2 separate regions of the Homo sapiens genome follow, and region 1 is linked to region 2. Evidence: chromatin contacts called from ENCODE Hi-C data. All regions are on one chromosome and are shown on one strand. The core of a region is the stretch at or near the end of the contact, and the rest is flanking DNA. Distances in the headings are between cores, read along the strand shown. Region 1 has its middle 180 kb from the start of SNORD28B. Region 2 overlaps LOC101928923 (a long non-coding RNA gene).

What was found. Hi-C counts contacts between places; a loop is a spot of excess contacts on that map. Pooled maps may share reads with other maps.
Region 1: a map of HCT116 shows a loop between it and region 2 (4-fold over the local background). The contact joins two enhancer-like sites. A Hi-C loop is called at or near these places in 3 of 168 maps with a recorded cell type or tissue (HCT116, endothelial cell of umbilical vein and left cardiac atrium) and 10 of 50 pooled maps.

What each region holds. Positions count from the first base shown.
Region 1 is chr6:156,554,950-156,560,082 of GRCh38, forward strand. No RefSeq gene overlaps it. Among named protein-coding and RNA genes, the nearest start is that of SNORD28B, 180 kb to the left of the region's middle. Within about 2 kb of position 2,747, at least 6 of the 41 ENCODE cell types and tissues checked have a DNase peak (open chromatin) inside an H3K27ac peak, as active enhancers do.
Region 2 is chr6:156,172,813-156,178,409 of GRCh38, forward strand. The region is part of intron 3 of LOC101928923 (a long non-coding RNA gene); the gene reads right to left. Among named protein-coding and RNA genes, the nearest start is that of SNORD28B, 200 kb to the right of the region's middle. RefSeq lists an enhancer at 2,705-3,576. Within about 2 kb of position 3,444, at least 3 of the 41 ENCODE cell types and tissues checked have a DNase peak (open chromatin) inside an H3K27ac peak, as active enhancers do.

The DNA of each region.
Region 1 (5,133 bases), core at 1,497-3,996, 380 kb after region 2:
CTGTGGCTGCTGCTGTAGGCACCCAGGTCATATGCTTCCCTGCCCAAAGGAAATCAAGACTTCCTAGGACTTAAACAAAAGCTTCAGATGATCTGAGAACTAACCAGACCTATGAGCAAGGCTTAACTAAGGGCCAATTCAATTAGCACCTCACTGCCACCCCCGAGGGTCCTGCAGAGACTACTGTCCACTGGAAGAAGAATGTACAGCAAAACCACTGCAGATATTTTCAAAAAAAAAAAAAAAAATCTCTCCTACCCTCAACCAGGAGACTTTGATTCAGCAGGCTTAGTAGTGTGCCTGACACACTTAGTGGTGTTTTCAGATAAAGATCTCAAGTCCCCCACATGATTCATGAAGCCTTGATACCCGCCCAGTTCTGCTGCCCTGGGCTAAATAAGACTGAGGCTTACTCCACAGCCTGGTCAGCCTCTGGGCCTCATAAATGAGCCCAGGGTAAGTCCAGGCAAGGCTTTCTCTGCGGTCAAATAAACCACATGGAGGGAAAAGTTTGGGGAAGAAAAAGTATCCCAGCTCTACTATGCAATGTTGGGTAAATCCCTTCACCTCTTAGTGCACCCACATCCTCATTCGTAGCATGGGGATCACACTGTTGCCCACCCAAGGACAGCACACATGAGGCACTGGGCACATCGACTCACCTGGCGCTGACTCCCACACTCTTTCCACACTGGCACCCACTCAACCTCAACTGAGATCCTCAACAATCACATTATTTTGTTTCAAAGAGGTTCCACCCCGTAGGCAGACACCACGGAATCTCACCCATTTTGTTCTGGCCTCTGTACGGCTGTCCATTCTCATCTTTGGAATAACAGTGCCCTTCATTCCCTTCCAGAACCCAGTCCAGCAAAAGAGGCCTCAGTGGGTGCAACTCATAGATGAAATTATAAACTGAAAACATTGTATGTTAAGTGGTGGGCTGTTCTCATTTGAAAAGGAGTGTTTGCTTTACAAAAGGATTACTGAAAGTTTTTAAAATAGAGCCTGAATTGCATTTATCATTAGTTTTGAGTAACAGTAAGTAGTAGTATATTTCCAGCCTCTGAAATCTAGAATCCTTAAGACCTGGTCTCAGGAAGTTTTCTAGTTTATGGAAGAAAATAAGTTTCCATGTTCATAATTCCCTTCCCTTTTCAGTTTCCTTTGCATATTGGCCCCTCCAGGTCTTCGGGACTGATTTGGTGGCCCTCTCCCTTCATCCCCTGCATTTTCTCATTCTAGGGGATCTCATCCATTACTGTTTTGTATCTGCACCAAGACATCATTTCTGGACGTCAACGGCCAATCTTGACCTGAAGGTCTACGTGCATGTCCAAGGTGATGTGCCTGTTATGGGTTGAATTTTTGTCTCCCAATAAAAGATCTTTTGACATCTTAACCCTCAATACCTCCAAATGTGACCTTACTGGGAAACAGGGTCATTGCAGATATAATTGGTTAAGATTCAGTCATAGTGGAGTAGAGTGGGCCCCTTATCCAATATGACCAGTATCTTTATAAAAAGATGACCTTGTGAAGACACAAAGACACAGAGATACCCTGTGAAGATGGAGGCAGAGGTTGGAGTGATGCTGCCACAGGCCACCAGAAGCTGGAAGGGGTAAGGAAGGAGCCTCCCCTCCAGGTTTCAAAGGCAGTGTGGGCCTGCTGACGCTGTGATTTCAGATTTTTGGATGCCAGAATTGTGAGAGATTACATTTCTGTTGTTTTTGAGCCACCTGCTTTGTGATCCTTTGTTATGACAGCCCAGGGGACTCACACAGCTCCCAGCCTGGACTCTAGTGTCCCCCTCAGGAAATGGGACCTCCTACACTCAGTTTCAGGTAGCAGACACCTGGGCACTGTCCTCGGCCCTCCCTTTCCCTCTCCCTCCCTGTGTATCCAGCCCAGCCCAGGTCCCTCCAATCCCACCACTTCACTTACAGCCACCTCCACCCAGTGATGGTGTAGCCTCCTGACTGGCTTTCATGTCTATCTTGCTGCCCTGGTCCACCCTCCACAAGCATCCCGATTGGCCCTTCTCCACATGGGTTCACATCACCGCACTGCTTATTAACACTCTGTGGACTCCACTGCACGTCAGGTGAAACCCACACCACCACAGAACTACCTTGCATTGCCTGATGTCTGCTGTCCCTTCTGGCTTCATCAGCTGCCACCACCGTCCCCTTGATCATAAAACTGGACAATGCTGGCCTTTGGGTCTTCCTTCATGTGGCTGTTATTTTTGCCAAAGTCTCTAACTCCCATTTGCCATTAGGTCTCAGCCCAAAAGCCACTTCCTCAGAGAAGTGCCATCTGTTTCCAGCCCTCCTGCCACATAATCTCTCTTCACAGTCCCCGTTTTCCCCTCGCGGCATTTGTCACAGCTCTTAGTCACATATTTATTAGTGTGGGGGTTGTTCACGGGTGCTGTTGCTTTTCATGTCTTTCTCTCCCTCACTGTGGGCTCCATACGAGCAGGGACAGTATCTATTTGTTCTCCTGGTGTTGGCAGAGAGTAGAACAATGCCTGGCTCCTAGGAGGTGTTCTATAAATATTTGTGGAATGGTCCAGCCTAAATGCCTCTTTTTGTGGCATGATGAGGTATAGGGATGTGTTGATTCTAAAATAAACACTATTAACGCTGGCACTAACTCTGCTCACACCAGGAGGGCTGTGAGAAGGCAGAGCTGCTGAGAAACACCACATCAGGACTGCTGCCTAAGGAGGCGTGGCCAGGCATCTGAGTCCTTGATTTTCTGTGGCCTACAGGGTGCGTCCGGCCAGATTCCTGATGTAAGGGATTACCTGATTGGTTCTTGATGCTTTGCAAAGCTCTTCCTCAAGGATGACCTTACAGAGACTCACAACAACCCCATGAGGGAGGTCCCATAGGCGTCACTATCCCCATTTCCCAAATAAAGACAGAGGGGCAGGGCTCACGCAGCTCATCAGGCCAGGTCTGGTCTCCTCACTGGGTAGAGAGGCCCTTAACACAACAGGAAGTACTGCAGCTTCTAAAGAATGACTTTTTGACAAAAAGCAACATATGAATCTAGCAAGGAATTGATCCTAACATATGGGATTATCATCTGGGTTCCATCAGAGCCACCCCTGTGGTCACATGATCATTGTCTAACAGTGTCATCAGAAGCAGCTGGTAGTTATCCATAACTCTTGGAACAAGAAGAGAAACACCAGCCTGAGTGTTTCCTGGCTACAAGTCATTAAGGCAATTTCACTTACTCATTAAGAATTAAAGAATTAGGCTGGACGTAGTGGCTCATGCCTGTAATCCCAGCACTTTGGGAGGCCGAGGTGGGTGGATCACCTGAGGTCAGGAGTTTGAGACCAGCCTGGCCAACATGGTGAAACCCCATCTCTACTAAAAATATAAAAATTAGCCAGGCATGGTGGTGGGCACCTGTAATCCCAGCCACTTGGGAGGCTGAAGCAGGAGAATCGCTTGAACCCAGGAAGTGGAGGTTGCAGTTGGCTGAGATTGTGCCATTGCACTCCAGCCTGAGCCACAAGAGCGAAACTCTATCTCGAGAAAAAAAAAAAAAAAGAATTAATTAGACAAAATACTGGATTTTTAAAACCAAATCTGTAAGAAAAACAAAAATTTTAGTTCTAACTCTCTAGTGAATGGGAGTATCCTAACGAAATCAGCATCTCCACCTGCAAATTGAAGTTACCTCTCTGGGACCTGCAGTACTCAACTCATCTCTCCTCTGCCTTTCCAGGCAGAAGATCCAAACTAAAGCAGCAATGGGTCAATTTGCCAGACTTATTTATGTGTCAAGTGCCTTTAATGATAAAAAAGGATTGATCCTGCATTCAAGAATGACTCAAAGGTGATGATGGAGGCTGCCCTGGTGATGGCCTCATCCTGGCAGGACAGATCTGCCTGCTGCTGTTAGAGGCAAAGTGGTGGCTAGGCACAATGGCTCACACTTGGAATCCCAGCACTTTGGGAGGCTGAGGGAGGAGAATCACTTCAGCCCAGGAGTTTGAGACCAGCCTAGGCAACATGGTGAAACAACATCTCTACAAAAAAAGAAAGACAGAAAGAGAAAGAAAGAAAGAGAGAGAGAGAGAGAGAGAAAGAAAGAAAGAAAGAAAGAAAGAAAGAAAGAAAGAAAGAAAGAAAGAAAGAAAGTTAGTTTTAATTATCTGGGCATGGTGGTGCATTCCTGTAGTCCTAGTACTCACGAGGCTGAGGTTGGAGGATCACTTGAGCCTAGGAGGTGGAGGCTGCCTGAGCAACAGAGCAAGACCTTGTCTAAACAACAAAAAGAAACAGTGAGCCACACACAATGCTTTTCTGTTGACTCCAGGCTTTAGCAACTCTCGAAAAGGTCTCCCCTGCTCACAAAACACTCACCTTACTGACAATCACTGTGGTCACTCAACACCTCTCAATCCAGCCACTCCCCCCATCTCCAATATCACTGCCTCAGCTCTAGCCATCATCTCTCATCTGCATTGCCACCAAGGCTGCCAGCCGGGTCCCCAGCCTCCTCACCCCTTTCCAAGTCAGATGTGTTTTCAAACATAATTATGCGACTCCCAAACTCAACTGTGGCTGAAGCACCTGGACACTGCTGTGACCATCCAGGGCTGGCACAGAAGTTTTTGAGGAGAAAAAACAGTACTCAACATCTGCCAGGCACTGCCCCAAACTGCCAGCTCAAGGTAGCTCTCACTTTCCTCATTAAGTCAAGCTACATTCCTTTCAATGATATCATATGTGTGTGATGCTGGGTTTTCCAGACTGCTGTGATAAAAAGTAAGCACCTTCTTATATACCCAAAGGAAGTGAACACAGGAGCTCAAAGAGATGCTGGTTCACCTATGTTCACAGCAGCACTATTCACAATAGCCAACAGGTGGAAACAGCCCAAATGTCCATCAACAGATGAATGAATAAACAAAATGTGGTGTATCCGTACCATGGAGTATTACTCATTCTTAAAAAGAAAGGAAGAACTGAAACATACTACAACATGGATGAAAACTGAAAACATGCTAAGTGAAAAAAGCCAAACACAAAAGGATAAGTATCATTCCACTTATATGAGGCACCTAGCACAGTCAAAGTCACAGAGACAGAAAGTAGAATA
Region 2 (5,597 bases), core at 2,194-4,693:
AATCAGACCATCATCAGCTTTGTTAAAATAAAATTCCCTGTGATGTTTATCTGATTTGGCCCACCCTTGGTGGTAGAACCCAAATATTTTACATAGCAATAAAGTGTTCTTGTGATCAGGCATTTTCCACTTGTATTATATGTTTTGAGTACCCAGTATTGATCTGAGGGCTTGAAAAATATTAGCCCATTTAATACAATGACCTTATGAAGTAGGTGCTCTTATTGTTATTTCCATTTTATAAGTGAGTGAAGTGATTCACAGAGCCTTGAAATTATCTGCCCCACATCACAAAGTTAGTCAATGGCAGAATCAAAACTCATCCCAGGCAGGTGGACAGCAGTTTCTCGGGCCCTAACTTGTTGATAAGGAATGATCCCCCTCGCTCCTCCCTGTTCTAAAATGAGAGCTATACATTTTATGCACACACATGTACAATGCCAAGTGGCTTTGCTATCAGTCTCCAGGACCACTCACTGAGGAGTGATGTCAACCTTCTAGCAGTGTCAGTAAAGGAATCATTTTAGCTGAACTGAAGTGTCTTCTTTGTGTGTCTATAGTTCTTGTTCCTCAAAGGGTGATCTCAAAAACAGCAGCATCAGCACCATCTGGGAATGGGTTAAAAATGCAATTTCTCTAGCGGTGCCCATGACTGACAGAATCAGAAGCTGTGGGGTGCATTCTAGCCTCTGATTTATCAAATGCCCTCCAGGTGATGACCAGGAGGGTAACATGGGAGAGTCACTGGTCAAGGGGACTGCCTTTTCGCTTGAGGGTTCTGGTCACTCTTGGCATTTATTATCCATTGACTCAAACTTCCATCTTTAAGCACCGAGCCTTTAACTTTTGATTTGGAGTGAGGGCTTCGTTTTGTTAAAATCTTGAAAGCTGGCTATAGTGTGTGATACTGCAGCTGGTGAAGGTACGCTCAGTGTGGCTATATTGGCAACTGCATTCTTACTGGCATATCAGATTTGCTTTTTTTCTTTTTCTACTATGACCATAGAAGAAGGATGTCAAAGTCTGATTGAAATCACCATTGCAAAATTATAACTGAGACAATGAAAGAGATCTGACCTAACCAACTCCGTCTTGCTTCTAACCTCCAAGCTGTCCTTGTTCATTTCTGGGCATAGGCTGAACTAACTATGGGAGGAACCTAGCTTTGAAACAAAGAGATCACGGCCCTTTCCCAAAACAAACCCCTTTAGCCACAAGATTTGAAATTATGGGTTAGGAGTCATGTGGCTGAAGGCTGCAAGATTCTAAACCTCCCCAAATTGCTCCTGGGGATAGCATCCCTATTGTAAAACCTAAACTCGGTACTGAAGATATTTTGCAGACCATGCACTCCATCATCATCACAGCCATTGATCTGGCTGGCACCACCCAGATCAAGAAACTGACTCATCTTGTCTTGTGGTCCCCCGCCTAGGAACTGACTCAGTACAAGAGGACAGCTTTGACTCCCTATGATTTCATCTCCCACTCAACCAATCAGAACACCCTACCCACCAAATTATCCTAAGAACTCCAATCCCTGAATTCTCAGGGAGATTGATTTGAGTAATAATAAAACTCTGGTCTCCTGCACAGCTGGCTCTGTATGAATTACTCTTTCTCTATTGTAATTTTCCTGTCTTGATAAATCGACTCTGTCTAGGCAGTAGGCAAAGTGAACCCACTGGGCAGTTACACCTCTGGCAGGGAAATATTCTACCTATTTAAAGAAACAACTGAAAGTGAGTTCATTGAACAAGAATGCCATGTAACTTTCCGTGTAATTCCCTCAACCACCTTGCTGGTAAGAATGCTTCACTCATTATTGCTCAGTCACTTGGGGCCATGATAACTCTTCAGAAGAGGGAAGTTCATGTGGGCGAGAGCTGGTGTAGGCCAGGTAGAGAAGGAGGAGCAAATGACACAAACCATGAATGCAAGTTTTGTTTTTCATTGTAAAACATTACGTTTCTTCCCGCTATGAGCATCAAGCGGGAAACGATCTGTACGTTGGAAGAAAAACAAGAGTTCTACTTTAATAAAACAAGAACACACATCACCACCTACACATCGGATATCTGGCAGTAGATCATGGCTACAGGATTTATAGGAAGCACAGAAATGAAGAGGAGAAATCAAGAACTAGCCCAGAGACTGCAGGACTCATTAAAAATACCTATCTTTAATTAAGAAATGAATATCTTTGAGAAGAAAATAATGGATTGTGGAAATGAGCTAAGAGAGGAAAAGAGGTTCTGATTAAAATTACCTTCTCAAGGAGCTAGAAAAAATGTTAGGTATCTTCTAGTACAACCTCCTGATTTGACAGAAGGAGACTGAGTCACTCTGTTTGGAGCCAAGTAACTTCCAAACCAAGGTCAACTACTCCTTAGACCAAGAGACCAGAACTCAGACCCTGGTCTCTTGGCTTCAATTTGTTTTGGATGATTAAAGTCTTTATTCTTCTGAAATGTGCCAAATGATTGAACTTCAGAAAAGGGTGAAGTCACCACGGACTGGCTGTCCAGGGGGCTATTCAATTAGAACAGTAAATAAAGCTTGATTTAAGTTTTCAGTGGCATGAATATCAGAGCGGTGCAACAACCTGATCCCCTATAAGGCTCTGGAAAGGCAAACTCATAAAGTGTGAAAAATGTATCCACCGTCCAGGAAAAGAAGACCAGAACAGGCTCTCTCCTAAAGAGAAATGGACTAAATTTTCACTGGGTGGGTAAGAAGCCTCCTATGGACGCAACTTCTACTTTATGATCAGCCTAAGGCAGAGCCACAAGTCACAAACACAACTTCAGTGCTTCTATCCATGAGTCAAGCCTGCCCCTGAGTAACACAAGGGACCTTCACAGTGTCTATTAAGATAATTTTAAAAATCAAGCACACAAGAAAGAAAAGCGTCATTCTGATGCTGATTGAGGATGCTATGTTTTGGAGTTGTTTCATACAGTTCTTTAAATTTTCATAAATAGAGTTTCTGCCTCTATTTGCATTCTAAAAAGATGGTCCTTTTTCTTTCTAACATTAACATGATATCACCCTCCCCAACTCAAAAGTAAAATGAAAAGAACAGTTAAGGTTCAAAATGTTTAAATCATGCAAAAATCAAGGGAAATAAGAATAAAAAGCAATACCTCTTTGTTTCAGCCTGCCCTTGTTCCTGTGAAAATCCATCTCATTATATTCATGGGTTCTAATTTAAAGAATAACACACTCGGTGGGAGTCCAATGACTGTTAATGCTGCTATTGTTAACATCATGAATGGTGTGGGGCTTTTTCCTACCCAGGCACCACATTTTGGAACAAAGGAAAGGAACAAGGTGGCTCTGCTATTATCCAAATTGGCCTCTGGCATCCACCGGAGGAAGTGACTGAGGCCGGCTGCTCTTTCTCAGGTATCCCCGGGGAATATACACGTGTGATTAGCCTAACTGGCCACTGGGTGTGACCACGCTCCACACAAAAGGAAGCAGAGGCTGTTCTCAAGGGATTTTCCTGGCAGGGCTTAGACACGCGCGTGCACGCACACACACGTGCGCACACACACACCATGAAGTCTTCACCCTTGGAAGGGAAAGCTTAAAAAGTCAGTTCATGCTTGTTCGTGACTTCCAAGTATACACTTCGGGTCCACGTTATTCATTCTCCTTTTCTCTCTACAATTATAACCCATCTTTCTATTAGGTCTCAATGAAAGAATAAGAAGCGCATCAGTTCTGTATCCCAAATAACACAAATCAAAAGAAATCACCCCTTACACTGAATCTAAACATGCCTGCAGCAAAATCTTTCCATCCTAAAATCATATACCTCTGATTCCCACAACTAATGCTGTCTGTGGCTGGATTGCAAAGACAAGTATTTCTGGGTTTCTTTTGAAGAGCAAAGCCCAACATATTTGTGGTAGTGAATTAGACCTACATCCACTGCAGTTTTAAAGAAAACTGATTCAGGTATGCACGACAAGGACTTGAGTTCCAGTGTCATATAAGAGCACTGTGCTCAATAACTTCTCATGATACTACTGGCTAATCAGGATTTTTCATTTCCTTCCACACACTGAACAGTATTTAAATGGCAGAGCAAGGGAAGGAAGGATAAAGTCTACTATTGCAAAGAAATATTAAAAAAAGAGTAACCACTCACATTGTTTGTTTTCAGCTTTATTGAGATATAATTGACAAATAAAAATTCGTTTTTTGTTTGTTTGTTTGTTTTTGAGACGGAGTTTCCCTCTTGTCACCCAGGCTGGAGTGCATTGGCATGATCTCGACTCACTGCAACCTCTTCCTCCTGGGTTCAAGTGATTCTCCTGCCTCAGCCTCCTGAGTAGCTGGGATTACAGGCGCCCACCAACACACCCGGCTAATTTTTTTTTTTTTTTTTTTTTTTTTTTTTTGTATTTTTAGTAGAGACAGAGTTTCACCATGTTGGCCAGGTTTGGTCTCAAACTCCCAACCTCAGGTGATCCACCCACCTAGGCCTCCCAAAGTGCTCGGACTACAGGAGTGAGCCACCACACCTAGCCAAAATTTTATATATTTAAGATGTACAACATGATGTTTTAAGGTATATATTCATTGTGAAATGATTACCACAATCAGGATCATTAACACATCCATCACCTCGCGTAGCTGCCATTCTTTTTGCGGGTAGTGAGAACTTTTAAGATCTACTGTTAGCAAATTTCAAGCATACAATACAGTATCATCAGCTGTAGCCACAATGCTGTGCATTGGAACCCCAGAACTTATTAATCCTATGACTAAAAGTGTCAGAGGCATTTGAACCAGAGCAACTCCATCTTGACTAGGACTGAGTAACATAAGGCTGAGTTCTGCATTCTAAGTCACAAGATGAGACAGGAGGTCGGCACAAGATTCGGGTCATGAAGACCTTGCTGATAAAACAGCATGCAGTAAAGAAGCCAGCCAAAACCCACCAAAACTAACATGGCGACAAGAGTGACCGCTGGTAGTCCTCATTGCTACACTCCCACCAGCGCCATGACAGTTTATGAATGCCATGGCAACGTCAGGAAGTTACCCTGTATGCTCGGAAAAGGGGAGCCATGAGTAATCCACCCCTTGTCTAGCATATAAACAAGAAGAAATAGCCATAAAAATGGGCAACCAATGGCCCACCTTGCTGCCCTGCATAGGGAGTAGCCATTCTCTTATTCTTTTACGTTCTTAATAAACTTGCTTTCACTTTATGAATTAGCTTTGAATTCTTTCTTGTTTGAGATCCAAGAACCATTTCTTGGAGTCTGGATCCAAACCCCTTTCCAGTAACATCTTTCCGGCAACCAAGGAAGAGACAATGCTGAGGAAAACCCCAATCCAAAGGCCAACTATGGGTAAGTGGTGGGGTTCAGTAACATAAGCTTATACTCTTTGGCCAACATCTCCCAATTTTCCCACAACCCAGCCTCTGGCAATCACTGGTCTACTCTGGTTCTATGAGTTTGACTTTTTTAGATTCCACACATAAATGAGATCATACTGTATTTATCTTTCTGTATCTGGCTTATTTCACTTAGTATAATCTCCTCCAGGTTCATCTGTATTGCTGTAAATGGCAA